Linked DNA regions of Homo sapiens: region 1 is linked to region 2. A link is a loop called in an ENCODE intact Hi-C map of the cell type or tissue named here. Cell type or tissue: natural killer cell. All regions are shown on one strand. Links, peaks and the distances in the headings refer to the core of each region. The heading gives the core; the rest is flanking DNA. Region 1 has its middle 62 kb from the start of ELMO1. Region 2 has its middle 98 kb from the start of ANLN.

Evidence for each region. Hi-C counts contacts between places; a loop is a spot of excess contacts. Peaks named below come from ENCODE experiments on the same cell type or tissue, not always from the same donor. Only the 100,000 strongest peaks of a DNase experiment are listed, where the experiment ranks them.
Region 1: a loop joins it to region 2, with 2.9 times the contacts of the local background. A loop is called at or near these places in 3 of 110 quality-filtered maps.

What each region holds. Positions count from the first base shown.
Region 1 is chr7:37,509,151-37,512,076 of GRCh38, reverse strand. No RefSeq gene overlaps it. Among named protein-coding and RNA genes, the nearest start is that of ELMO1, 62 kb to the right of the region's middle. In natural killer cell, for the core only: CTCF peaks have their summits at 1,629 and 1,829 (motif pointing right); a DNase peak (open chromatin) is centred at 1,836; H3K27me3 peaks cover 234 bases.
Region 2 is chr7:36,486,637-36,489,562 of GRCh38, reverse strand. No RefSeq gene overlaps it. Among named protein-coding and RNA genes, the nearest start is that of ANLN, 98 kb to the right of the region's middle. In natural killer cell, for the core only: a CTCF peak has its summit at 1,596; a DNase peak (open chromatin) is centred at 1,622.

The DNA.
Region 1 (2,926 bases), core at 312-2,811, 1.0 Mb before region 2:
AACAGCTAGTAGATTTACAGAATGAGAACATCTCTCCAGGAATTGCACAGACTTGCCAAGAGCAAACAGGAACATCGGCAGCTAGAGCGTTAGAAATGCAGCAGATAGTAAGGACTCTGTGACTTTAAGTGTCAACTCATAACCCCCTCAGGGAGGGCAACCAAAGTACATCAGTCCAGATGCCAGGAGACCCCCCTGGAGGGTCCTGTTGTGAGTGGGACCTAGAGATGAACCAGGTGGCAGCGGGAGGTTCCATGAGCATTTCCCACTACTCCACTAGGCTGGCGAGGAGGTAGCTGCTCAACTGTCCTGGCAATACACCAACATTAATTGGCTTTCTTTTTGTTGCTTGGTTGTTGGCTATACCTGTGCTTAGTAGAAGGAATACAGTGTGGTTTCGGTTTGTTTCAACTAATCCTTTTGCTGATTCTACAAATCACACAGTTTAGAAGCCCCCCAAGCACCTTTCAAGAAGCTTACCTAAATGGAGTAGACCTGAGGGACAATTATTGTCCTAATCCCAGGGTCGCAAGTAGTAAACAGCTACCTTTATGTTATAAGGTTTCAGGCAAAGGGTGGGATAATGGCAGATACTTGGGGCTCAAGGTCTCGGGGGTCAGGCATACTAAAGTTAACTGATAGGTGATCACTGCATGCATGAGATGAACAGTGAGCAAGGGCCGTACTCTTAACCCCTGGAAAATTTCTTAACGTTTTACAAAATGAGAAACTGCACTGGAAGAAACTGGTTCATGAGATAAGGACATGGATCCAGTGAACCTCTGGAGCCCAAAAGGATAGAGTCAAACCAGGCTCCAGCATATGCTAGTTGTAGATCCTTGTGCAATTTACTTCTTTGGTGCTTATTTTGAGTCACAGCAGGTTTGTTTTTTTGTTTTTCTTTTTGTTTTTGTTTTACAGAGTCATGCTCTGCCTCCCAGGCTGGAGTGCAGTGGCTGGATCTTGGGGGCTTACTGCAATCTCCACCTCCTGGGTTCAAGCAATTCTCCTGCTTCAGTGTCCCAAGTAGCTGGGATTACAGGCATGCACCACCACGTTTGGCTAATTTTTTGTATTTTTAGTAGAGATGGGGTTTCACCATGTTGGCCAGGCTGTCCTCGAACTCCTGGCCTCAAGTGATCCACCCACCTCGGCCTCCCAAAGTGCTGGGATTATAGGCGTGAGCCACCGAACCCAGCCAAGTCACAGCATTTTAACAGGGAAGCACATTGCCAGGATTTGCTACACTGCTGCTCTCTCATTTTGTCACTTTGTTCCTGCTAACTCCCTCTCTCCTCCTTCATATGTTTGTCCCAAAACTCTTACATACTCCTTCGTTCATCTCCTCTCATTGTTACCTATATATTCTTATAGTATTTCATTATGAGTTTTAAAAATAAACATTTGATCACAAAATGACAAATACTGTATGATTCCTCTTACGTGAGGTACCTGGAGCATTCAGATTCGTAGAGACAGAAAGCAAACTGGCTAGGGGAAGGGTGGGAAGGGGCAGTTTGTGTTCAATGGATAGAGTTTCACTTTTGCAAGATGAAAAAACATTCTGAAGATGGTTGGTGGTGATGGTTTCCCAATAAGGTGAGTATACTTAATGTCACTGAACTGTATAGTTCAAAATGGCTAAAATGAGGACTTTTAGGTCTATTTTATCCCAATTTTAAAAAACAGAAAACTTACAAAGCAAACCCTTGACTCACTTTCATTATATTTACCTATAAGATTCACCAGAATAGAAATATTTGTCACACCCAGATCACCTCAACACTGTCCTGTAGAAAGAACTGAGGTGGACTGAGGATGCATACAATACCCAGCAGAGGGCAGGAGGGAGTCAAGGTGGCATTTTCCCCTAAATTTTGTATTTGTGATCATTTTTTCTTCCTCTCTTATTTGCTGTCTTAGTTTAATGTTCTCTCTAAAGGTGTAAGTCTTTCCAAGACAGCCATGTTAGAGAACAGAGGATAAATGATTCTCTCACAGAGCATGTCGGTTAAATTATTGCATAATTTAAATCACCACATAAAAACAATTGCTCAGTGGAGCTGGGTTTGTTAGTGGTAATAGAGCTCCAAACTAGGCTTTTTCGCTTTATTCTGGCTGTATATTATTGACCCAGATCATTTTGCAAAGTACTCCACAAATAATTGTATTGATGTTCCCACAAAAGGATACTAAAAACCCTGCTAAGTCTCAGTGGAAACCCTACGGAAATAGTATTGTAAAATTAATGGGATTCAGGTTTTAGGTGTTCTTTCTCCCAGCTGAGCCATGTTGCCAGGACCAAATGCTATAAAAGTGCTGCCATTTGCATCAGCCTTAACTGAGGAAATATCTATTTTTCCCTTGATTTGCTCTTTGCCTTGATTTCCTGGAGCATATTTGCAAGTTATCCTTGATGCACTATAATTATTTTGAGGAGATTGCTTTTTGGTTTAAAAGGATATTGCCATTTTATTATTTTAGAACACCAAGGGAGTCATATTCAAGGAAGAGACCAGCATTTTAATGCTGGGCTTCTCTCTCGAAGGAAACCAAACTCTTCACTGATTGTTTTTTGACTTCTGGTTCAAATAGCCTGGGAGGTACAAGGGTAGCATGTGGATTCGCGTGGAAGGTTTTGTTTAAGGCAATGAGCATTAGCTCTCTTTGCCTTCTCCCAGGGCTGCCACTCGGCATCGAGTTAAAACGGTGACAGCAGCAGCAGCAGCAATATCTGCCCAGACAGTTCTGGTTCTTCCATTTACTCAAACAATTTGGATGCAGATGGCCTTTCTACTTCATGCATTGAATATGATTCAAGTCCCAACCATCCATTATTACTTCACCTGCCTTGAAATGGGAATTGTAAGCACTCTGATAAATTATTTGAAAGACTAATTTCCTCAAATACCCCTTTCTGCTATTA
Region 2 (2,926 bases), core at 172-2,671:
TGCTGAACTCCATCAGGAGCCTGGAAAAGACACTGAGGAGCACTGAGTGATTTGCCTTCTCCCTCCCAGGGTAGGTGCAAACTGCCGACTCCAGGAAGCACTCTAGGAGCTATTCAGTTGGTGCAAAAGTAATTGTGATTTAACAATTAGTGCAGTTAGGAGTGCAGCTTCAGAGCAAGTTTTCATACTACATGGCTGGTCTGCAATGCAGCAGATGGCAAGCACATGGAAATTTGGAAAGATCTAACTTGTAGGAACTGGTTTTGGGCAAAGACTTCATGACTAAAACACCAAAAGCAATGGCAACAAAAGCCAAAATTGACAAATGGGATCTAATTAAACTAAAGAGTTTCTGCACAGCAAAAGAAACTATCATCAGAGTGAATAGGGAGAAAATGTTTGCAATCTATCCATGTGACAAAGGGCTAATATCCAGAATCTACAAGGAACTTAAACAAACTTAAACAAATTTACAAGAAAAAAACAAACAACCCCATCCAAAAGTGGGCAAAGGATATGAACAGACACTTCTCAAAAGAAGACATTTATGCGGCCAAAAAACATATGAAAGAAAAGCTCATCATCATTGGTCATTAGAGAAATGCAAATCAAAACCACAATGAGATACCATCTCATGCCAGTTAGAATGGTGATCATTAAAAAGTCGGGAAACAACAGGTGCTGGAGAGGATGTGGGGCAATAGGAGCGCTTTTACACTGTTGGTGGGAGTGTAAATTAGTTCAGCCATTGTAGAAGACAGTGTGGCGATTCCTCAAGGATCTAGAACCAGAAATACCATTTGACCCAGCAATCTCTGGTATATACCCAAAGGATTATAAATCATTCTACTATAAAGACACATGAACACGTATGTTTATTGCAGCACTATTCACAATAGCAAAGACTTGGAACCAATCCAAATGCCCATCAATGACAGACTGAATAAAGAAAATGTGGCACATATACACCATGGAATACTATGCAGCCATAAAAAAGGATGGGTTCATGTCCTTTGCAGAGACCTGGATAAAGCTGGAAACCATCAATCTCAGCAAACTAACACAGGAACAGAAAACCAAACACTGCACGTTCTCACTCATAAGTGAGAGTTGAACAATGAGAACATGCGGACACAGGGAGGGGAACATCACAAACTGGGGCCTGTCAGGGGGTGGGGGGCTAGTGGAAGGATAGCATTAGGAGAAATACCTAATGTAGATGAGGGGTTGATGGGTGCAGCACACCACCATGGCACGTGTATACCTATGTAACAAACCTGCTCATTCTGCACATGTATCCCAGAACTTAAAGTATAATTTAAAAAAAAAAAAGGAAGAAGAAGAAGCACTGGTTTTGGGGAATTGCATAAATTAAATATACAGTAAGATACAACTATAAAAAATAAATAGCTCTCCATTCATTTCAGGCTGCTTAATTCTTTAGCATACGTTTATCTGAAGGGTGTCATACACTTGTACTCATTTTTAACTACATCTAAAGCTGAATTAATAATAAAATCCTTAACTTTATCAAGAGCATAAGTAATCAATCTTTCAATGCTTTTCAAATGCCACATCGGAGGATATCAAAGCATTGTGGCAAAACTACTAGTGAAGTATTGGCACCATCTGATGGGTGAGATTGGAAACTGCAAGTGTACATGTACCACTTAAAGCTGAAGTTATAAACTTTGACAAGCCAGTGTTATTTCCTCAAGTGCTGATCTCCTTCCAAAATTTTCATCATAAATCCGGCAAATTCACACTAACAGACTGATAGTCACACTAGTAGACTGAGATATTAATCAAGTTGTTAAAAGAAAACATAAATGTAAATATTTTTTAAAGAACTCTTTTATAAGAATTAAAATAAAAGACATACACAAATATACATATCTTTTTTTCACAGGTGTGTTTAAATTTAGTTCTCTTTGAGACCTGGACAGTGCACATTGGTTGTTTACATAAGGAAGAGGTTGTATATTTAGGTTGGTGCAAACGTAATTGCAGTTTTTGCCATTACTTTTAATTGCAAAAACCACTATTAAAAGTAATGGCAAAAACTACAATTACATTTGCACCAACCTAATACAATTCATTCTACAGACTCCTGCTCAAAGAAAAGCCCTATTCTTATGATACATGTGATAAATAAAAAGGAATATTTGAGCTGTATGGGCAATCTCTTTTTATGTTTTCCCACTTTATGTGACTTTTTAAACTGATTGATTGCATTAGATAAAAGGGCTTCTTCTGGGCCAGGTGTGGTGGCTCATGCCTGTAATCCCAGCACTTTGGGAGGATGAGGCGGGCTGATCACTTGAGGTCAGGAGTTCGAGACCAGCCTGGACAACATTGTGAAACCTTGTCTTTACTAAAAATACAAAAATTTGCCAGGCATGGAGGCACATGCCTGTAATCCCAGCTACTAGGGAGGCTGAGGTTGCAGTGAAACGAGATCACACCACTGCACTCCAGCCTGGGCAACAGAGCGACACCCTGTCTCAAAAAACAAAGGTAGGGGGCTTCTTCTGAGTATGTATATATAAATATATATATATATAAATATATATAAATATATATATAAATATATATAAATATATATATAAATATATATAAATATATATATAAATATATATAAATATATATATATATAAATATATATAAATATATATATATAAATATATATATATATAAATATATAAATATATATATATATAAATATATATATATATGCCCTTTTATCTAATGCAATCAATTATATATATATATAATTAGGTTCCCAACAGTCAATACTTTTAATTTTTTCACTCTTCCTCAGAAAATTTTACATAACATTTAAATGTATTAAATAAATAATAAAGACACAAATATTTTGATTAATCATTCTTCGCCTTCGGCCTAGATATGAAAATCAGGGAGACTG